2 separate regions of the Mus musculus genome follow, and region 2 is linked to region 1. Evidence: chromatin loops called from intact Hi-C (ENCODE). Cell type or tissue: heart. All regions are shown on one strand. Each heading gives the region's core, and the rest is flanking DNA. Links, peaks and the distances in the headings are about the cores only.

The links. A loop is a pair of places that touch in the nucleus more often than their neighbours do. Peaks named below come from ENCODE experiments on the same cell type or tissue, not always from the same donor. Only the 100,000 strongest peaks of a DNase experiment are listed, where the experiment ranks them.
Region 2: it touches region 1 in a loop (2.2-fold over the local background); 3 of 42 quality-filtered maps call a loop at or near these places.

Annotation. Positions count from the first base shown.
Region 1 is chr3:104,289,599-104,301,646 of GRCm38, reverse strand. No RefSeq gene overlaps it. Among named protein-coding and RNA genes, the nearest start is that of Gm5546, 65 kb to the left of the region's middle. In heart, for the core only: no CTCF peak of the experiment used is centred there; DNase peaks (open chromatin) are centred at 5,606 and 6,086.
Region 2 is chr3:104,215,480-104,227,527 of GRCm38, reverse strand. It overlaps Magi3 (membrane associated guanylate kinase, WW and PDZ domain containing 3), which reads left to right and starts at 7,122. Exons shown (of 21, transcript NM_001159354.1): 1 at 7,122-7,883. The coding sequence starts at 7,562. In heart, for the core only: a CTCF peak has its summit at 6,626; DNase peaks (open chromatin) are centred at 6,977, 7,757 and 8,387; H3K4me3 peaks cover 3,750 bases; H3K27ac peaks cover 3,521 bases.

The DNA.
Region 1 (12,048 bases), core at 3,206-8,205:
AGAACAAGTTAAAAGAAACTAATTTCTATCTAAGTGACCTTCCTTAGTTACTCAAAGGAATCAATGAGGCTTTCTATTTCAAAGCAGTCTAGTTTGGGAGCCCCAGAAAAAAAAAAGGAGCCCTGTTTTGAAGCTATAGGATGGGTATCTGTATGGCCAGAGGACTGAGTTGGCTCTTTCAGGAAACTGTCCTTTTACAGATGACTGCAGGAGGGAAGGGTCCTTTACCTCTCTCCTCTCAAGGCCTCCTTTCCATTCCCCTTACATTTCCCTCTCCTCTCTTTCCCTTACCCTCCCTCAAAAAAAAAATCTTGCTCTATAACCATGATTAATATACAGTTCACTTTATAGACTAGGCTGGTCTTGAACTCACAGAGATCTCTGTCTCTGCCTCCTGAGTGCTGAGACTAGGAGGTGCCTCCTGGGTGTGCACTAGGGCATGTGCTCATGCCTACCCTGCCTTTGCTTTTCTTCAACAAGAGAGCAAATCCCAAGCACACTCCTTCAGTGGAAGGAGCACATGCAGGGTAGTTGACCTGGATACGAATCCTGACTCCTCACTCATCTATGTAATTCTGTTCTGAGATGCGGTGGGAGTCAAGGATTTGGTAATGGTTTCTTTAGGTGGAGGAGATACCTGCTACATATTCGAGCACTTGCTGTTGGCCAGAGAGCCACATGTGTCAGTTCTTTTGATTCTTGTTATAATTCCACGAGGCAACTTGATAAAGGCCACACAGCTCATGGAATCCAACTCTGCGTTCTGAGTTAGTAATCCAGACCACAGCTGCTTCTGTGACTCCAGCAGCCTTCAGCAAGCGTCTCTATTGCAGGTGTTTGAGCTCATAACCAGTAGAGTCAAAGAAGCTGCAAGAAAAGCGTTTGCGAGCCAGCCAAGATGCGGCTACAGTTGGTACTGCAGACCCTCTTAGCCCTGATTTTGGCTTTGAAACAAAAAGAGGTCCTGGTAATGGTGTCCCTATTAGCCTGACGCCATGGCTGTTTCGGGCAAAGAATGCCGAACTCTTTGATTTTGCAGCTTAACGGAAAGAACCCTTCAAAGGCAAATGGGTCGTTACTGGAAAGTGAACGCGTGAACTTTTTCTTCTATCAATATATGCTTATGAAAAATAATCAATGAGACAAGGAAGTGCAGCAATGGTATTGCCTATGGGAAGTTTTACTTCTGACAAGCCGCACAGTCCTTTAGTGCAGCATGATGAATAAGTAGCTCTGTGCAGTTTTATTTTCTTATTTTCCTTTCCAATCACTGTGATCCATGAGCCTCCCAACGCCTATCCCATCCAAAGCATCAGTAATAAATCATAAATATTTATAACATTTAATCATGAAGCAGCCAAAGAACTAAAGAAGTGTTACATTATTCAGCAACTCATTAGGCACCTTGAATGCTGATAACCCAGGGCTGAGACCTGTGAATGGTTCCTTCCATCACCCATTGTTTCTTCCTTCCATAGGAAAAAACATTTCTTAATGTTCACACATGTTCCTCCTCCCTTACAGCAAGTGTGGACTAAAGCAATTAGACACTGTCGTCCTAGAAATGGATAATTTAACAGTAAACAATAACAAAGTGCATCTTCCGTGCCATCCCATGATAGAAAGAGAAGGGGAAAACCAGAGTGGGAGTGGAGGTAGAAGAGAGGACAACAATTACAGAGCCCTCCTGAGAGCCAAGCAATAATGGCTGGAACATCACATTTCCATTATTAATGACTCCACTGCATTTCTAGTCCCATATTCCCTTTGTTGTATTACTTCTGGAGGGAAAATATTATATCTGCTATTCAGTCTCCTGGAAACACTAACAACAAGAACCGCACAAACATGGAAGAGTGGTTCCTTTAAGAGATCAGGAGCCTCATGCTGGGTGTGTTCAAGCAGGGTGTTTCCTGTACAGAGAGAGAGAGAGAGAGAGAGAGAGAGAGAGAGAGAGAGAGAGAGAGAAACAAAGACAGAGGTACAGAGAGAGAGAGACAGAGAGACAGAGAGGCACAGAGAGAGACAGAGACACAGAGAGAGGCACAGAGAGAGACAGAGACAAAGACAGAGGCACAGAGAGAAAGGAGATAGAGACAGACAAAGTGACAGAGAGTGAGACAGAGAGACAGATTCGTTTTACTGGATGAGTTTCAACAATTATTTTACTTTGTATTTAAAGATTAGAGGTTTTTAATTAATTGTTTAGCATATAAAGTAAAGGCTTTCACTGTAACATTGCGTGTATCTATCACACCATTCCTCCTGATTCTTGCTGGTGTCCTTCCTCTCTGCAAAACAGTCCTCCCTTCTGCCGTCCTGTCCCCTTTGTTCTGTTGTTCTCCCTTGTCCTCTCCCCTATGACCTCTTCACTCACCACTGTCTCCTTCCTACTGTCACGTCCTCCATACTTGTGTGTGTTGTCTTTCTGAGGTTTCCATCACCTATGACCCTGCTCAGTCCCATCTGCCTTCCAGCAAGTGTCACGATCTCATTCCTCTTCACAGCTGATTAAAATTCCATTGTGTACGCATCACATTTCCTCCATCCATTCATTTGCTGATGAGCATCTAATGATGGCTATTATGAGTAATGCAGCAATAAACATGGCCATGCCTAGATCTCTGTGGTATGCTGAATCAGTGGTTCAGGTGGACGCCTGGCAGGGTACATCTGAGTCATATGGTAGCTCTATTTTTAGTTCATCAAAGAACCAACATACTAATTTCCATAGTGATAAGCCAGAACACATCCCCATTAGCTTTGGTTGTTTTTGTTTTTTTTTTTGTTTTGTTTTTTTCCATGTTTCAGATAAGGTCTCACTGCGTTGCTCAGGTTGGACTCTCCAGAAATCTTCTAGTCTCAGCTTCCAGAGCCAATTGGACGACAGTGTATCTGCCACTCCATGTAATATGAATTTGAGGAGGAGTCTTCCATCAGAAAAGATGCTATTCCCTCAGGAGACAAAAGCCAAACCTCATTTTCCTTCTACACCAGACATTTAAACTTGGCCTATTCACTTTCCCAAACTCGCTTGGTGTTACAGAGGCCATGTGACCCAGATCTGGCCAGTGAGATGAGAGAAGGCTCTAGAGGCATGGGGGAAGCTTTTGAGAAAATATTGTTGAACCAAAAAATAGGCTCATGGGAGCCTCATCCACTGCTGGTGGGATTAAGACATGATGTAGCTTCTTTGTTTTGTTTTGTTTGCTTGTTTCTTTCTTTCTTTCTTTTGTTTCTCTCTTTCCTTTTTAAAATTACATTTATGCATTTAATTGTTACTTTTTTACACTTTAATATGTGTACCCTTTGTATACTGATTCCTTCCCTACTACCCTGTCCACAAATATCCTCCCTGTGAATCTTTCTTGGACATTTCATGTCTATTTTATTTTGTGACCCGCCAATATTAACCTGGGTCATCTATGTGATTGTGGCTTTGAAGGTATCTGTAGGAGCCTGGTGGAATCAGCAGTTAGCATGCAACTAAAAACAGTGATTTCCCTTCTCCCATAATTTATTGATAGACAATAGTTAGGAGGTGAAGAGTAGGCCCATGAGGACCATCCACTTTTCTAGAAGGCTGTTGATGGGGCTGCTCTTGTGTTGGCGCAGGACCAGTCACAACAACTGATGTGAGTTCATGATTATAGTAGAAAGTCTAGAGAGTGATAATGCATACAGCACTTCAAACTATCTTACATTCTTCCGATTCCCTCACATACATGTATTTGTTTACTTATTTTATTTGTTTGTTTGGTGGTGGTGGTGTGTGTAGAAGTCAGAGAACACCTTGCAATCAGCTCTCTTTCCACCATATGGAACCTGGGGATCAAACCCAAGTTGTCAGTGTTCCTGTCAAACACCCTTGCTGAGCCATCTCACCAGCCCATGGTATAGCTTCTTTGTACAAGTTTGTCAATTCCTCAAAAAAACAAAAAACAAAACAAAACAAAAAAGTCACTATACAGCTGGGCAAGTCCTAGCTATACCCAAGTAACTGGAAAACATATTTCTATATAAAAGCTCAAACCCAAACACAGCAGCAGTATCCTTAATAGCCAACGAATGGAGATAGTCCCAAATGTCCACATACTCTAATAGATAGATTTTACTTGAGCACAATGGAATTAGACAATAGTGATGATTCACTGAAAACCCCTGGAAGATGTGTTTTAAATGAATGGATTGTTATGGTATGCAAATTATATCTATTTAAAAAATAGAGACTCAGTGGACATAACAGCCACACTAGGATCAAGAGAACAAAAGCCATTTGCCAAGGAGGATGAGCAGTTTGCAGGCCCCAAAGCTGCTTCCTGTTTAAGATTATGCAGGTCGTCTGAGTCTGGCTGTTTCCTGTTTAAGTTGTAGCAGGTCGTCTGAGTAAAGCTTTAAATCAGAAAAGGTCATTTACGGAGGATTCCCCATGTATAAGGTTATTTAGTGATTGCGCTGGAGCAAGGAGTGGCTTATGTCTAAGTTCACTCTGCTGCATTATGACGCTATGATGAAATATGAAATCTATTCCGGCTATCTTTAAGAAAAATACAATAAATATGAGTAAGTTCCACAATTACTATTTTGTTAAGCCATTCTCTGCAATCAAAGGTGAAAAGTCTAATTTTGGGTTGTTTCCAAAAGTGCTTGAAAGAAAAACTCATAATGGTAGATCTTCATTAGTGCTCTTGGTAAGACCAAAGACATTTAAATACTAGTTTGTTGTGTAATAAATAGCCATAGTCTGAGTGGAAGGGAAGCCATTATGAATGAAGAAAGCATGAGATATGTTGACATTTATAGTCTCCACTGAGATATCAGCAGGTCTCACTGCCCCATTAAAACAAGCTTTCTGAAATTTGTAGCTAAAATTTTCCATCTAGTTTCATATGTTTTTACTGTCACACACACACACACATCAAAAGAAGGATAATTGGCTTGGTGGCTAAAGGTAGTTGCTGCTCAAAGCTGGCCCAAGTTCAATCCCCAGAACCTACAAGAAGATGGAAGGAGAAAACCAACTCCACAAAGTTGTCCTCTAATCTCTAGACAATGGGTCATGGCATGCCCCCCACACCCACACAAAATCTCCCCCTCACACTAAATTTTAAAAATGAGTATTCTTCAGTTACTGATTTTTTTTTCACTGTTGTGATGTCCTAATTCTGGGATTCTGAATTTTAATGTTGTTAGGTGAATGTATAGTGGTTACATTTACTTAAGTCAGCTCTAGAAAATGAAATATAGTTTGATTTTTCACGCATGATCATTCTTGGATGGACTTTACTCATGTGGAAGGGAGGGTGGTCTGATGTCTTCCACTCATTAGGCATTTAAATTACCAAAAAGTTTGTTCAAAGACTGAAAAATCAAATTAACCACATAATTGTCTGAGCAAATAAAGGACGATTATGTGATGAATTAAAAAAAATGGAAGTGTGCTCAATAATAATATGAATTCAAGAATGCATACAGGCTAAGGCATTTATTCTTCATAAGAATTTAGGGACGAGAAGGGGACAGACTCACTGGGCTTCTGTCGGTTTCTGTTTCCATGGCAGTGAGGATGACTCACTATTAAAAGCTGGACTGTTCCTTACAGGCCACGTCTTGAGCAATATGCTTCCAGCTCTGCTCATTTGACTTCAGATTCAATTGGTGTATCATTCTCAGTTGTGCAAAGAACGTGTGCGTGTGTGTGCATGCGTGTGCGTGTGCATGACGTGTAGGGAATCAGAAGTTTAAAGATTTGTTCTTGTTTGATAGTTAGTATTGTTTGATCTAACACATTCATCTTTCAGCTTCCTAACTGTGGGAACAGGACCCTGGCTCTCTTCTGTACCTTTTCTGCTCAGTATTCATTAAAGAGAGCATGTTTAATATAAACCTCTAAAACTATGGCCAATAATTTTACAGGGAACAAAACTCTAACTTTAAAGACTTACACTTTCTATACTTACTACTTTTCCCCCCTATCAAAATACTGTGAGTGCTCATTAGATTAAATTCTAACATTTGGCAACCAGCTCTATGTAGTTATGTGACAGGGAGCCCAGAAGGTCAGCTGAGGATATTAGCAAGGCAGAGGCTGGGTGTTTTCATTAAGCTTGGCTTGGCTCTATCAAGCTGATACTGGAAGAGAGGAACACTGTCTCAGAAGGAACAAGGGAAGCAAGGTAGCTCAGCATTTGTGACAACATCTGAGAGCACACTTCCTAAGTATAGGGAGGAGACATATGGAATTTCTCTAAAGCTTGAAATATTATACTTTTCAAGGAGGAAAAAAAAAGAAAATAAATATGTTTAGCTCTACCGGTGTCTTTGCTGATGAAAATAATCACAATAATTAGTCACTGCATCAAAAACGCATTGTGGAGAGTCGCTCAGCTGGAACAGTTACTTTCCCCCACCCCCCTGCCCTTTTAAATCCCACAGTCACATTCCACAGTCGTCCCCCACACAGAAACCTCTGCTACTTCAAGAGATCAGTTGTGACGCATGCTTCTATGCTAAGTTTATAAATATACGCAGATGTGATCACAGGAGAGTCTTGAGGTTCACAACCAAATGCTATGGCTACCTAAAATAGCCGTGTTTCTATTCCATGCTCCTTAATGATGTGCCGTGTTTTGATGTCTTTATTCTTGTGTGTTTGTTTGTAACTCCTCAGAGCTGTGATGATGCTGTGAAGAAGGCCCCTCCAGGCACTGGATATGTGTGCCTCTTTCTGAAACCTAGAAAGCCAGCGACTTCCAGGCTGCAGTAGGCATCAAATCTGATGCCCCAGGGCAGAGTGCAGCTTCCCTGGTCCCCTCTGCAGCCTCCAGGTCTTATACAGCCTAGATCCTGAGTCAAACCTGAGAGATCCTAATAAGAAGCAAAGACCAATTTCTCCACACTCCTTAGACTGAAAGGTCGATAAAGTAATATTAATGGCATCAAGGATGATAATGGCCACTTTAATGGCAAGTCGAACTTTAATATTTTAAAGAAATTACCCTTACATTGAGATTATTAAGATGTAGGGCTACATTAAGGAATAGAACTGTTATGAGCATGTGAAAGGAATCAACTCCCCAGAAGGGGGGAAAATCACCCTTGGCAAGTACCATCTGCTTCCATATTTTTTTCTTATTGGTTATTGGGCATTATCACGAGCATCAGTTTTTATGAGATGATCTAGATATATAGGCTAGAATGACTTTGAACTTCTGACCTTCCTATGTGAAACTATAGTGCTGGGATTACAAGTGTGCACCACCGTGGCCAGTTTATGCAGTGCTGGGGACTGAACCCACGACCTCATGAATGCTAGGCAAGCATTCCACTGAGCTTCCTCCCCAGTCCTGGGATGCATGGTGGTTATTGTGCCCATCATAAAGAACATTATTTTTCTTTTCCTTCCTGGTTAAAATTTAAAGAATTAGTCAGCTCTTCTTCCACTCAGCCATTAGGAAACATCTAGAATTGGTGGTGATCTGACTTGGAAAGTGATTTCTTAATGCTCTAACTTCAAAGGACCTTTGAAATCTCAGCACATAGGGCCCAGCCCAGGGTTAATCCAGCAAAGTGGCACTTAGTGGCCTGTTCACGGTTTGTTTTGATGGGTCGTTAATGAGTAGTCATGCATCACACTTGCATTCTAAAAAGCACAGCTTTCTGTGCGGTTGCTGGCATCCTTTTCTCTGTGTAGTTGCCATGTTTTTTTTTTTTTTTTGATACCAAGAGCCAGTGGACCAGATGGAAACAGTTGGGTTTTTTCTACCTACATCCTACATGACAAGCATGTACCATCTCTAGTTCATGTGTTGGCTTTCTTAGGGTCACAATACTGGTCTTTTTCTTCAAGCTAGGAAGGACATTTGCCACAGAGATGGTGTAAGAGTGTGTCTCCCCTACTTAGGATCCTCTTGGCTCTCCGTTCCTCCTCAAGAGAAGAAATTGAGTGGTTCTAAGTCTGGGGTTCAAGAGGACACTAAGCAGATTGCCCTGCAGCATGCAGAGAGGGGGCGGGGGCTCTGGAGAAAGGTCTGGCTCTCCCAGGTGGAGTGGAGATCCCGTTTTATAGGTCCCAAAGGAAGAGGGAGATTTTACTCCACATAGCTGAGATAGTCTACAGCACAGGCCATCAGCCAGGCCGTCTCTGATTCCTGGAGAGAGGTAGGAGGGGCCCTGAATTTCAGGAAGGATGTAAGGGGTATGAGAAGAGGGCACCTGTAGTTGAAGTGTACCTGCCTGTCCTGGGGTCTGGCAGACTACGTAAACTTCCTTGGGAAAATGCAATAGTGCCTCCTGTTTTCCTGGAATCCAGGCACCTGCAGAGTTCCTTAGGGGTTTAGAGTCTCACAGACAGTCTTTCCACAGAGGCTCACAAAAGCCGCTGTGGACCACCTATAGCCCTGAACCTGAGAGAAAGAATGGTAGAAACGGGAAACAAAATGAAATGGTCACGGAGGGAGTTCACCTCTTACATTGCTGGAACGACATGAGTAATGGCATCGTTGCTGTGGCTTCTCTCTGGTCACAGTTCCGTACCCACATACCTTTCGAAGGTATGTATGTGCGGACAAAGATGTAGGTATGAGTATGTGTAAGAAAGAAAGATTCCACCTTTCCTATCCCGCATGGAGGAGCGTTTCTAACAACTTAGCTCTCATACATATGTAAACTCTCTTAGCTGGAAAATATCATCTATTAAATTGCTCAAGGTCCTTTTTTAAAAACCTCTGTGATAAATTATTTTCAGAGCTCCGTGTCAGGAAACGTTTGTCTCTCTTGACTAAGGGGCCTGGTTTTTGTTGTTGTTGTTTGCTTGTCTGTTTGTTTTTGTTTTGTTTTGTTTTTTGCTACTGATAGAAGAAAAGTAAGGGACCGCTTTGCGTTTCCCTTTTTGCGTTGGTTACTGGAAAGCTAAAGTTTGAGTATGGGCACGGTCACTTTTTCTTCCTTAGTTTTGCTAACAAAAATTTCACCCTCCTTCCCTTTTGCATTTTTACCTATACTTCATCTGATAAAACGATCATATTCAAAACCAAAACTTGCAAGGTTTATAGCAAATTAAGAATAACGGTTAGGTCTTTTACCCACTGGTTATCTTGAAGTTCGCACATGTAGTTTGTGGTGCGGACTGCTTGCTTTCTCAGTTTCTGCCCAGGTCAATCTCCACCTCCCACAGCTAACTTTTTGTAAAAGAAAGGGAACGTTTGTCTCTCCTGAATATAGGCCTGGGTTTGTTTGTTGTTTGTTTTTGGTTTAGTTTGATTTTTTTTTTTTTTTTTTTTTTTGCTACTGCTAGAAGAAAAGTTGTTGAGAAGAAGAGAAAATTCCAGTGGGTCTCAGGATTCAGAGCGTTCCTGTGAAGGAAAAGCTGAGACACACTTGTTGAAACAGGATGCTTGCTCTTAAGTTTTCCTTTCTGTTTTTAATTTATGGGATTAAAAAAAAAAACCATTTGCTTAATTAGCATCTGCATTTTGTCAGTAATAACCAAGTTACATATTACTTTTCTGTGTTTGAAGTTGGACCCTATTTCTTCAGTTGGGTGTGTTCAGAAGCTGTCATAGGTCCATAAGCCTTGATTTTTTTTCTGAGAATTTTTAGACTCCAAATATTTTGTTCCTATCCAGATGGGAGAAAAATGCACCAGAAATTTTAGTGATTCAGTGTCCTTAGTACATTTTATGGAAAGATGAGAACAGAAGTCTCAGGTCAAGCTATCTTATTTAGAACTTAGAAACTGTGTTCATCTCCTGCTCAACAAGAGGGAAACCGCGCCTGGTACCGAAAGCCTAGCCAACTGCTCAGTGTCAGTGAAGTCGTGGGTACTGGAGAAGAATCTACAGCCACTAATTTATTAAACGGGAATAATTCCTAACAACCATTTAAACATTTGTCCTTATACCCACAGAGAAGTGTGGTCTTAGCTCCTCAGAAGAAAACTTCCCTTTACAACAGACAGATGCTACAATCAATCAATATGCAGAGTTATGGACCCCCATCCCTAATGGATACTCCAACAAAATGTAAGGCCCAGGGAACACTGATGAAGAGCAGGCAGAAAGACTGTAAGAGCCTGAAGTCCAGAATGTGTTGTGAGATTGATTATGTCAAAAGTTACACCCACGAAGTCTCACCAACGTGACTGCCCAAACAAGCTGAACAAGGATAACACCTATGGACATGTTAAAGGAGACAGGGAAAGCCCATGAGGCCTGGACACCATGCAAAGAACCATAGGCAACTGGGGGCAGGGGTGGGGTGGGGGGTGGGGTGTGTCCCCAGGGAAGAACACAGCAATTGATTCTACAGTATTAAATAGTCAGCCCTGAGCTGAGACAAAAGGATGGACCATCTAGAGACTGCCATGTCCAGGGATCCATCCCATAATTAGCCTCTAAATGATGACACCATTGCATACACTAGCAAGTGTTTGATGCAAGGACCATGATATAGCTGTCTCTTGTGAGACTAGGCCGGGGCCTAGCAAACACATAAGTGGATGCTCACAGTCAACTATTGGATGGATCACAGGGCCCCCAATGGAAGAGCTAGAGAAAGTATCCAAGGAGCTAAAGAGATCTGCAACCCTGTAGGTGCAACATTATGAACTAACCAGTACCCCGGAGCTCTTGACTCTAGCTGCATATGTATCAAAAGATGGCCTAGTTGGCCATCACTGGAAAGAGAGGCCCATTGGACAGGCAAATTTTATATGCCCCAGTACAGGGGAACACCAGGGCCAAAAAATGGGAATGGGTGGGTAGGGGAGTGGGGAGGGGAGGGTGTGGGGGACTTTTGGGATAGCATTGGAAATGTAATTGAGGAAAATACGTAATAAAAAATATATTAAAAAAATAGCCAGCCCTGAAAACATACATACTAACATACTAGTAACATTATACAGATGGAGCAGGCTAGATTTAGAAATGTATACATATATATGTATATGTGTGTATACACACACACACACACACACACACATACATATATATTCACACATTTCAAAATATATGTATATATTCTAAATATATGTATGTATATATATGTAATAATAATTAAGAAAGGAAGACATGAGTTTGAAGGAGTGAGGAGGGGTACATGGAAAGGGGAAGGGAGAAATGTTGAAATTATTTTATAATCTCAAAATTTGCCCATCAGAACCTTGCATTTTATGAGGGAATTGGAGAATATAAACTATTACAAGAAAATAGCTATAACCTGCTATGGCTTATTAGTCTAGTTTCATTTTTGTTGCTATGATAATACATAACGAAAGGCGACTTGCAAGGAGAAGGGTTTATTTGGTTTACAGTTCCAGGTTATAGTCTCACTGTGGGGAAGTCAAGGCAGGAACTTGAGGCTGCTGGCTAGTCACAAAGCATGCACCATCAGAGAAAAATGAACACTGAACGTATTTGTGCTCACCTGCTTGCTTGTGCTCAGTCCAATTTCTCTTCTCTTACACAGCTCAGGAGCCTGTGCTCACAGTGGGTTGAGTCTCCCCACATCCATTAAGACAAGCCTCCACAAGCATGCCCACAGGTCATCACACACAATACAGTCAATCCCTTACTGAGACTCTTCCTGGATGATTCTAGGTTGTGTCAAGTTGACAAAACCATCAAAGATACGCTAAGTTAGTATTAGAATCTTGGTATTTATAACTTGATTCCCAAGATTTTCTTATCAAGACCCTTATTGAGCAATGGCTACATTTTCTTTGAATATAGAATTTGTTCCAAAGAACTTTGCAATCCACTAGAAGGCAAGACAAGTTGATTTATAGTGCTAATCACCTTCTATGTGCGATCCATTTGTAATATACCCATCCTAATCATGATCTTACGATAATTTGGTCTAGTAAGCATGCACACACACACACACACACACACACACACACACACACACACACCCCGAGAGAGAGAGAGAGAGAGAGAGAGAGAGAGAGAGGGGGGGGGGGAGGGAGAGGGAGAGGGAGAGGGAGAGAGAGAGAGAGAGAGACTTGTATTTTATAGATGGGAAAATCCAAGTATCTGGAGTTGCTTGGTA
Region 2 (12,048 bases), core at 4,342-9,341, 75 kb after region 1:
ACTGGGGAGCCTATCAAAGTTGTCTGTCCAGATTCTCCTTGGCCTCTTTTGTGCAGCATTCCTTCTTGCTGGGTGTGGACAAGACTGGGGATTTTATGATCTCCTAGACAAGGAGAGTCAGAGAGTTTCTTTACAGCCAGCTCCAAGAAAGAAAGGCAGGGGAAAATCAGAGTGAGTGGCCAAAGACAGTTATGAATGAGGCTCAATACAAAAATCATAACCTTAAGAGGTGGTTTTTGTTGTTATTGTTGTTGGGTTTTTTTTTTGGGGGGGGTGCCTTTAAAAGAAAAGGCTTGAAAGTATGGTCGTGAAGGGTTAACTTTGTAGATGACAATATAGTGTTGCCAGTCAAAATTTGAACATGTCTGTAAAAAGTTTCTAGGATTCATCCCAGGGAAAGTAAATTCTGATTTTTCTGGCTTCCGTTGGAGAAGAGAAAGTCAGTTTTTCTGGCCTGCCTCCCGGAAGGGAAATTTCTTTTTTGTTGCCTGCCTTGGGGAAGGAGTCATAAACCAGGAACCCAGGAAGGCATCATCTTGTCACAGTTGTCTGGTGTCCTGACTTTAGCCTCACCCGGCATCCTTCCTGTCCTGGGACCTGTAGCAGAGGGAGCAATTAAAAACAACGCAAACCAGATCACACCAGTTTCGTAGCTTTTTACTGGGCTCTGAGTAAAATTCACATTCTTCCTTTATCGTTGAATGCATCTGTGAGCTCTGGCCTTCCTGACCCTGTTTCCCAACTCTTGCTGCTCCAGGCACATCAGCCCCATTCCTCACGTCCTGTGTGAGACCACAGGATCTGCGGAATATCTGGATCTGTGTGGTTATCTTCCTTATCATTTGACCTCTGCTCTCCAAGTCAGGCTTCTTCAGGCCACAGCCTTCCATCCCACTGTATCCACCTATCACTATACTCTGTCTCCTGTTTTGTGGGTAGCAGTTATCACACCTTGAATCACTCCTGGTCATTTAGCTGTCTCAGGCTTCCTGCCTTTCTTCCTACAGAAAGGAGGAGCCTTGTAAGTCTGTTCATTGCCGTAAATGACCATTTAAAGCCACATCAGCTCATGGTCCATTCTGGGAATTTTGGAGATGGATGGATAAAGGAATCTGTGCCAGCTGAAAGACAGGAGCGCTGATGAGAGATGTGCAGATGAGTTAAAACAGCTCACTCTCAGTCTGGATCACACACAGATGGGAAGCTCTTGTTCTGGGGGCTAGATAGATAACTCCACCTTAGAAAATCGTGGCTAGCTTTAGGCAGGACACTGTAGTTAAGCTTAAAGAGAAAAGATAGGCCAGGCTTGCTGTCGTACACGTTTACTTCCAACACTTGGAAGGCTGCAGCACTATATGGTGAGACCCTGTCTTACAAAGCAAGCAGGGAAGGAGGGGGACAACCACCAAGGTTCTGTTGTGTCTTCTATTCCATTCGATGTTCTCTGTGTCTGCTTTGTTAAACAGCTTTCTGCCTGACTGCTTGACTGCCTTTCCGTTCTCAAAGCATGCTGCTGCTGTTGACCTTTAACACTCTTGGGAATCTGGCCTGAATTCACGTGGTCATTTGCAGGTAAATGTACCTATGTGTAAAAAAGATGTGCTTATGTGTGGAACATAATACTGATTTTAACTGATAAATTTGTTTAAGGATATGAGATAATCAACATTTCCATGTTATCAAACTTGTCTCTGAACACATTTGAACATTATTATCATGTAGATGACAAATAAAATGCTAATCAAATACTGAAGATACAATACGACACTATACTGGGTTAGGCTAGTGATGGTGGACTACATTGCAAATATCACGCCAAATAATGGTACATGTGGTATGTGTGTTTATATATATGTTTGTGTATGTGTGCATATGTGTATATATGTACATGTGTATGTGTTTATATGTATGTATGTATGTATGTATGTATGTATGTATGTATGTTGTGTGTGTGTGTACGCACTCATGTTAGTGTGGAGGCAGTTTGATATCTTCCTCTATTGCTTTCCACTGTATTTTAATGGTTAGGTCTCTCAGTGATCTGGAGCTCACTGATTTGGGCGAGATTAGATGCCTGTCTCACTCTCCCAAGCCTGGGCTTACAAGCCTGTGATACTTGATTTTTGTTTTCTCATTGATGTTGGTTTTGAATTTAGATCCCCAAGCACTATACCAATGGAGCGATCTCTACCGCTCTTATAGGAATGTTTTTAAAAGCTAGTAATGGTCCTCTCACGCCCTGCACATGGTCAGGATGCCCACAGAGGGCAGAGGAGGATATGAGATAATCTGCTCTATTATGCTCTGGCGTATTCCCTTGGATCAGGGTCTCTCACTGAACCTGGAGCCTGACAGTTTGGAGCTAGGGCTGGCTGGCCAGCGAGCCCCAACAATTCTCTTTTCTGTGACCCACAGCGTTAGGGTTACAAGCATGGTCATATACAGCTTGTTTATGGGTCTGGAGTTCCCATGCTCTTACCCAGTGAAACCATTTTCCTGGCCCCCCCTGCATTCCTTCCTTCCTTCCTTCCTTCCTTCCTTCCTTCCTTCCTTCCTTCCTTCCTCCCTTCCTCCCTCCCTCCCTCCCTTTCTCTCTCTCTCTTTCTTTCTTTCTTTCTTTCTTTCTTTCTTTCTTTCTTTCTTTCTTTCCTTCTCTCTCTCTTTCTTCCTTCCTTCCTTCCTTCCTTCCTTCCTTCCTTCCTTTCTTTCTTTCTATTGCAGATTGAACCTAGAGCCTCATCCATGCTAGGTAAGTCTCAACCACTGAGCCACATGCCCAGTCCTCTTTTTAAAAACCTTTACTTTTGGAACAGGGTCTTGTTAACTTGTCCAAGCTAGCCTTGAACTTGTGACCATCCTGCCTCAGCTTCCTGAGAAGCTGGACTGTATATCTGCCTGACTAGTCCTATCTAGTGAAGATTTTGTCATTCAGAATGTGAACAGTTCAAGATTGTTCTAGTAATCTTGGCAGGAGATGACCACAGGTTATTTATGTGTTTTGCTTAGAAGGTATTCATACTACCATATGCTCTGCCTCTCTACCTCCTACTGTAGCTCAACCTGGCCTCTAATACACTATGTAGCCTAGCCTAGCATTAAACTCTGTGATTTTCCTGCCTCAGTCTCCCAAATACTGAGTTTATAGGTGTGAGCTGCTCACTTGACTTTGAAGGCTATTTTATTATGATAACTTGTGGTAAAAAAACCAGGCTAAAGTTTCATGTATTCTGTATAGGACGCTAATATTTATGACACCTGTCTGCTCCACGACCCTTTAACATTTCATGTAACTGATAGTTTGATTTGTCACTACTAGAATTTAGGCTTCCTCCAGAGAAATTGAGACTGAAACTACAAGCGAACCCTGCTTTGTCTTGCTTTGTTGCTGAGCTGCATATGGCTGGGGACACAGTTTACACTGATAGCAAAAAAGGAGGACCCCTAGGTCATTTCATAAACATTGTATTTATAATTTTGTTTTAAATTTTTCTATTAAATAGGCAGGTTTATTTCATTCTCATTATCACAAAATAAACTTTTCACGTTTTGCTACCGACCCACCTCCAAACTCCAATGAAATGAAAAGATAGAAGCAAATGTACTTTTAAATGTAGTGTGTCAGATACTATTGCTTCCTTCTCTAAATGCTAATCTCATCCGTTTTAGTTTTAAAAAAGATTTATAATTTTAAAAATATGTATGTATGTATGTGGGTACATGCAGGTGTAAATGCAGGTGTCCACGGAGTCCAGAAGAGGGCATCAGATTTCCTGGAGCTGCAGTTACAGGCACTTCTGAGCTGCCATGATGTGGGTGCTGGGAGCTGAACTCAGTGATCTGAGAGAGTAGTATGCACTTAGCTGCTGAGCCATCTCTCCTCCTTCTCACTGAACTGCCTCAGCTTTGCGCCGATGTTGTGCAGCCGCGACGTACCTTCTGAGTTCCAGAGGGGATATGCCATGGAATTGTATTACCCTCAGCAGAGACTGGCATTTGGGCCCTTGTGGACAATCAGCTAGAAAGGAAATCCTGTTGGGAGGAGCATTTGGGGAAGACTTTTTGAGTTACAGAGTGTAGATCATCTCCTTAGGACGTTGTTGAGGATGTAATATTTGGACCCAATAGCCATCTTGAGACCTAAAGTGTTTTTCATACAAAATATATTACTATCTCTGTAAATTAGCGATAACCCAGAGAAACTTTGGGAAGCATCAAATTCAGTTGTTTCATTTATTTTTGTTGGGCCTGGTTTCATATTGTTTGATTTAGTAATACACCCTTAGGAAAAACCCGAACTCTTAATCCAAAAGATAAGTTTAAGAAACAATGATAACGTTGAAAACAATTTAACCAGGGGCCATTTCAGAGAGATCATTTATGTGACATCCATGACTATGTAGTAATTTCCAGCAGTGTCCTACCATCAGTAACTCACCGAGTAGGCAGAATATTCCGACTAGGGGGAAAATGACCCACCTAAGATGGATATTTGCAGAATTGAAGAGGTACCCACGGATGCATTTAGCCTTATCACAAACATTATGATATAGCATAAGCCAACATAACATTTTGTGGAGTGTTTGCTATGCTGTCTATGTGGAGTGCTTGACTCATCTGCAGACAAGTCTCACCACAACTCAGTGAAGTATTGTTGTCATACCTGTTTTGTGTATGGGGAAATGGAGGTTAGGTGACAACAAGCAGCTTGCTAGGAAATGGAAAAGCTGGTATGTGAGCCTGGCTCTGAAGCTAAGGCTCCCTAATGACTGCAGTTTTCTGCCTGAGAATCAATTCATGGTTAAGACACTGGGCAGATGTTAGATGACTTAAAAAAAAAAAAGAAAAAAGAAAAAGAAAAAAGACACACAGCAGGCAGACATTGTTGGGTGACTACTTAACAACTATTCTCTCCTCCTCCCTTAAAGAGGACCTCTGCTTTGTTTGAAGGTGACTTATGATCAAGTTAGTGGAATGCTAGTAATTGCATTTTCTTTTGCCAGTGACTGGTCTAAGGTGGTCATGGCTCCATTTTTCTAGCCTACCACAGTGGCCACAAGCTAGGTAGGATTTTTCTCTTTCATCAAATTTGGACTAACATTTTCTTACCCTTCTTTCTTGCTTCATATAATGACCTTTGAGGATGTGATGTCTGGAGCTATGACAACCTTGTAATTAATAGGTGACAGGCTTGGAGACAAAAGTTCATATGGATATGATGTGGAAGAGTAAACACAAAGAGCTCCGGACCTTGATAATAGACTGTCCAACTAGTCCTCAAACTACCACACTTAAACTTTATGTTAAAGATGTAATAAATGACAGTGTGCTCTAAGCTATTATTTGTCAGATGTTTTGTTCCTTGTTGCCAGAGCCATTCTAAACAGATACAGTTTAGGCAGAGCATTGTGTTTCAGTCTCAGCAAAAATAGAAGATGTGAAGGCAATCGAGTATTCATTCAGGAATTTATTAGTATTAACTAGTTGTCCATAAAACAAGTTAAATTTTTTTTTAAATTTCAGATGTTGGTCTATTTGAATGATCCACATGATGCCTGTGAAAAGTATTTACTCCATTGGGTTCCAGACGCTGGGCTTTCTCTACCCCCATCATAAGTGTGAAGGCCATCTGGCTTCCAATCCACTTGGCCAGAGGGAGCCTCAGCAGGATGGAGGGTGGTATTAAAGAAATGTAGTTTCTCTCTTGGGTGACTGCTCAGCAGACAATCAAGGACTGAAGGTTACAGTCTGGCAATCTCTCCATCAGGGTGTAGATAAAGGTCCTGTCTCTGCCTGGCAGGTCCCAAGCCTGCAGCTCCAGGGCTCCACTTCCCTTATTGTTTCTTGAGTCCAGCCCACATTTAGTGTTTTTATTTCCCCAGTTCAATGGTGTGAAGGAAATCACTGTAGCTGTCTGAAGCTTGATCTAGTTTGTAGAGCTCCTCGGAGTTTAAAATAAGGGCTATCATTAAAGGGAGTCAGAAGACATGCCCTGTCACAAAAGTGAGACAAGTGCCCCAGTTCAGAGAAAACACTTTCCAAGAAATACTGGACGACTATTTGGATGAGGTGAAACATTTACGAACAGAGGGCATTCCAAAGACGAGAAAGCACGCGTTCAATGAAGGAAGAAAAAAAGCTTAAGTGTTTCTGAAAAATTAGAGCTGGGAGAGATCTGAGGTCTCCCTTGTTCTGAGTCACTTCTTCCACCTTCTTACAAACAAGCAGACGCGAAGCAGAGATCTGGTCAAGGTCAAGCCACCAGTGTCAGGACTTAGCTCCGCAGGCACCAGGTTGTTTTTTAATCCATCTCCTTCCCGCTTTCCTCAAATGATCTTCTAGTCAGTCTCTCTCGCTAAGCTGCAGTCTCCTCGAGAGCAGGATCACTGTTTTCTTCATTCTTGGAGTTCAGTAGCTAGTGTAATTAATGATCTTCACTCTCAGCTTGTTTCCGACAGGCTGTCTAACTTGCCCGAGATCACACAGCATTCGAGCACTGGACTGTATTTTACCCTCAATTAACAGGATTTCGCCAATGGATCATTTAAGAACATTCATTGAACGAATTAACAAATTCAAACCCGTAGAATCCGTTTCAGCCTTAACAGGCCCATTTAGTGGCTCCACCGTTCGGAGTAGCTGGGCACTGGACTCCCAGGATCCAGGCAAAGCACTCCCAGGATCGCCTTCGGGCTCCAGCTCCGAGGCCCCGCCCCCTGCCCAGCTGGGCACGCCCCACCTTGGGGACCAGGGTCCTTTCAGTGTTTGAGTTTCCCTTGGCTCCAGCCCCTGGCTGGAGGGCCTCTCCCCTCTAGGCGACCTGTGCCCGCTCCCAGACCAACCCTCTCTTTTCCCTCCCCCTTCTCCCTCCCTCACACTCTAAACTTCTTTTTTCCTCCCTCTCTAAACTTCAGTCATTCTAGTGCCCGCCTCCTCTACTTAGACCACCCAATCAGAAATCAGCATGCCCGCCGAGGGCCGCCCCCAGCTGCCAGAACCCAATCCACGGTGCGGAGCCGAGAACTGGGCGGGTCCTCCGGAGCAGAGCTGGTGACGGCAACGCGCCGGGCGCTGCGCTGCGGGAGGGGGCGGGGCCGGGCCGGCGAGGGCGGGGGAGGGGCCGAGCGGGGAGGAGGTTGCGGCGGGTTTGAAAGCGCCAGTTTCCTGGCAGCTGGGGCAGGCGTTGGTCTCGGCGCTCCGGCTCCGCAGCAGCCGCGCTCCAGCGAGCGACTAAGCTCGGTGCGCGCGTACCGATACGAGCCTCGGTTCCAGCCGCTCCCTCAGCTCCCGCCCCTTTGCCTCAGCCTTTCCCGCCGCGCGGGCGCCGAGTCCCGGCCGTCGGCGCTGACCCCGCCCGGAGACCCCGCCGGCGCCGCCCGCGGGGCGCGCGCTCCCTCCGGCTCTCCTCAGCGGCCCGCGAGAGGGGCGGCTCGCGGCGGCGCGCGGCCGGCGGGCTGAGGCGGGGGGTCGACGGCGGCGCCCCTCTGGCCGGGCTGTGCGCGGGGCCCGGAGCGGCACCGCGGCCGCCCGCGCGGGGGCTCCCCATGGTGCAGCGGAGGTCGGGATGTCGAAGACGTTGAAGAAGAAGAAGCACTGGCTCAGCAAGGTGCAGGAGTGTGCGGTATCCTGGGCCGGGCCCCCGGGCGACTTGGGCGCCGAGATCCGCGGCGGCGCCGAGCGCGGCGAGTTCCCTTACCTGGGGCGGCTCCGCGACGAGGCTGGCGGCGGCGGAGGCACCTGCTGCGTGGTCTCGGGCAAGGCGCCCAGTCCGGGCGATGTGCTGTTGGAGGTGAACGGGACGCCGGTCAGTGGGCTCACCAACCGGGACACTCTGGCTGTCATCCGCCACTTCCGCGAGCCCATCCGTCTGAAGACGGTGAAGCCAGGTGTGTGGTCGCCTTGGGGACCCGGGTCCTGGTCCGACTCCCCGGGGAGGAGGGGGGAGGGGGCGGCGCCGGGGTTTCCCATTTTGCGGCTAGTAAAACTGAGCTCGGGTGAACCGACAGCTGTGTAGGCTGTCAGGGAATTGGCACTAGGAGCTGGCTTTCCTAATCCAGCTCGGTCTCCCACCGCATCAAGAGTTTTTATTTTTATTTTTATTTGCCTAGAGAAGAGCCATCTCTTTTCTTCTCCCCTTTGTGGAAACAGTCCTATGATGATAATCTTTTCTTTGGAACGTATTTGCGTCTTCTAACGGGGAGAAAGGGCTTTACTATGGAGACTCGGCGCCGGATCGAGGGCCGAGGTTACCACTGAAAGCTCCTGGGAGGGCTCAGCTGGCCCAGTGCGTCGTGCACGACCGCAGACGTCTGGGAGCTGACAGTCCCACTCTGTGGGTCTAGGTGGCTCAGGTGTCTGAGTCCCAGTGAGGTACAGTGTGTGGTATGAGGCAGTGGAGCTGTTGTGTCGTCTGGATTTGGAAGGAGGACCCAGGTGCCCAGCCGAGCAAATGCCTTTGTAAAGCTTTCAAATCTACAGTATTTGTTGAAGCGCAGGGTAAAAAAAAGAACCCCTTGGTGCCCTGGTGTCTTTGATGCTCGTAAAATGTGCTGCAAAGCATGTTACGCTTATGGCATACTCCCTAGCTGGAAAGCATTGATCAGACTGCGCAGTCTGGTCTGGTAGTATGTAGTAAGTTTTCTTACGAATTTGTAAGAGAAAACACTGTTGGACCTTTCGGTATTGGTAAAATATGGTTCTGGCTTCTGAGGTGGTTGTAGACATGGGCATCGTGATTAATCATTGTTACTAGAAATCAAATTGTTTCTGCTGAACGTAGATACGGTACATCTGAACATATGGGGCTGCCAAACTGACTTGGGCTAGATTTTGGTCTTCCCCGTTCACTACAAAATGCTAGAAATTTCTAGAAATTTTAACACGTTCTCTCTCCCTCTCCTCCTCTTCCCTCCCCCCACTTCTTCCTCCTCCCTCCCTCGATCTCCCTCTTCCTCATCTTCAGCTCACTTTAGGACTGCCTCTTAAGTAGTCCTTGAGCTAATTGCAACTGATGGTTTGATGCAATATCCATGTGTTGTGGGTATGTGACATAATCTTACTAGTTTACATGAAGGTACTTTTCATATAATCTATTCTATGATACTATTAAGATTTGTGTGTTTATGGGTTTTTCTTACTGTTAATCTTTAGAACTTTGTCAAACTATAAATACCCTTTCTGTGTTTTTGAGGATTGTAAGATTCTTAACTCTTAACTTTTAGAACTATATGTAAAGGGTGGAGGGAACACTTTTGGGGCTGTAATTCGGTGTGTTGGTTACTGTTTATAATATTCAAAATACTATACATTTACTAGCCCAGGTAGGACTTAGGTCATAGGTTCTCAACCTGTGGGTCTCAACCCCTTTGGGGGTTGTGTATCAATTATCTTGCATATCAGATATTTATATTATGGTTCATTGCAGTAGCAAAATTACAGTTATGAAGTAGCAATGAAATAATGTTATGTTTGGGGGTCACTACAACATGAGGAACTGTATTAAAGGGTCACAGCATTAGGGAGGTTGAGAACCTTTGACTTAGATGAAATCCCATGAGCCAGCAGATAATGAGAATATGTGCATCATTGCTCTGTTTTGTTTTGATCAGTTGGGGCATTACTGAAGGAATAACAGTCATAAAGTTGTTGAGGAAGTTGTTATATTCCAAATCACTGTGGTTTGTTTAATAGATGAGAGGGTTGGCTCTTTAATAAACACCAATCTGTTATATACCTTTCGCATAAAATTGGAGAAAATACTTCAGGGTTTAAAGTGCTATACAGTAGTATTAGTTAACTGTATTGATAAAATCTTCCCTGCCCCAGAATATAGTCAGCATTTTGTATTAATAAAATTTTGCCTTCTTGTCATCCAAAGACACTGTCCTGCTTTAAATATTAAGTGAAAATAAAGGGAATAACTGGTGTCAGTGCTGCACTACAGCTTATTAGTAGCAGTTTTGAATGTTGTGCTTGCTTTTTAAAATATGCTCAGCATTGATAATTTGTAGTGGGTACCACTATTTTTGTGCCATTTGAGATTTAAAACTGTTCTAAGCAAATTGTAATGAAAAATATTTGTTAGGTAGTATATGACTTTCTTAAATGGCATTTTAAAAAAGCATCATTTACAATGAGATACCAAGGGTTTTGTAGGTTAAACACAAGCTTTAAATACTAGAAATTAAAAACTTGAAGAGGTTATTTGTAGAACTTAGGTTTAGTTAAAAAACTGCACAAGTATATCTCCAGAGAATTTTGGAGTCTATATGGTTTTGATTTATTTAGAAAATCATGAAAACAGAGTTTAAGGTATTCTAAAAAGAAACTTTCCCTGCCCCCACTCCCATTTTTTCTAAACTTTGTGAAAATTTTAATTCCAAGCATTATGTAGTAGATTTAGCACTCTTGGCTGGTAACTTGTTAAACTGTATTCTCGACAGTCATTTAGAAGCTAAAGAGTAAAATGCAGCTGTTTCTGTAAATTGTCTTGTTAATGAGGTATGCTCTTATACTGTCTTTTGACAGTTTGTGGCAGAAGGACTAGCTGGTGGACAACAGCACTACTTCTTTACTCCAGCCTTTCTTTTTCTTTTGTCCTGGAGAGGCTCAGGGCAGCCCTGTCAGTGCTGTTAATGCAGGCACATAGAATATGTCTTCTTTCTGATTGTCTTACTTTTTGCTTTAGAGTTGTATTTATTTTGTTGTACTTTTTAATTTGAAAGTGTTCTTTACAATTTGGATCTTTCTTTGAATTAGAGAGTTCAGTGTTGGTTTAGTGTTAATATAGTAGTACTTAGTAATCAATACTTTAAGATTTATAGGGAAATCTTTAGTCTCATTTATTTCTTGGCCCAATTAATCACCAGTTTCTTCTTTTTTTTTAATATTTTTTACTACATATTTTCCTCAATTACATTTCCAATGCTATCCCAAAAGTCCCCCATACCCCCCCCCCCACTTCCCTACCCACCCATTCCCATTTTTTTGGCCCTGGCGTTCCCCTGTACTGGGGCATATACAGTTTGTGATCTGTGGCTTTTGTTTTTGTTTTGTTACTGTTATTTAAAAGAGAAAAGTTATCATTTGAACTTTTGAACTTTGGACCATTGAAACCTTTTATGGTATAGTCCTGTGATTATAGTAAGTGCCTTGTTTATATTCTTAAACAAATTTTATTTGGATTAATATGATCATTAGTTAATTTTGTTCTAAAATTCCCTCAACTGTGAATGTGTAGAGTTTTAGAACACATTAATATTTGCTTCTTAGTTCACTTTTAAATATTTCATCACTTATAAATTACACAGATTTTATTCTAAAGATTAAATATTGCATTATAGTCTAAGTATGTGAACTCATTTTGTGTTGCTTTATTATGCACACAGTGCATTGGACTGTCATAACTCTACTACTGTATCTCAAGATGAAAATCACAGGGAACATTGTGTTTAATGAAGTTATCTGTGTGTTTAATGACTAATTTGAAGCAGAGTTTGTAACATGTTAATTAAATGCAGGTAAAATGCTCTCCACTGACTCAGGGATTATAGTGTCTAAAGGAATTTTGTGAAAATGAGCTCAACCCCAGAAGTATATTCCCCTTTATTGAACAAGCTTTACTGGATGGTTTAAAATAAGGAGTATGTGATAATGCAAATAACAAAAACTCTTGTTTTGCTCCTCAACTCTTCGATCCTTTTGCTAGTTTTTAGTGTAGTGGGCACGTTGGAACATCATTGAATTTTGCTTAAGTGGTTTAGTATCCAAAGAAGAGAAGAACGAAAGAAATGAGACTTAATTGCTTGTCTCCTAGGTTAGTAATACTACCAAATATTCAATATATTTTTTTAGCCAATAGAAACTAGAGATTAGGTGAGGCACTCCTTTTGTTAGAGACAATTGCATCACATTTTGATAAACTGTCATTTGAAACATTCTTGCTTTTCCAGATTTTGGTAGCAGGTTGATTTTTTTTTTTTTTTCTCTCTGAAGATCTTAATTTATTGGTTCAGGTTCAGGATTCCTATGAAAGTAGGGGACATATGCTGC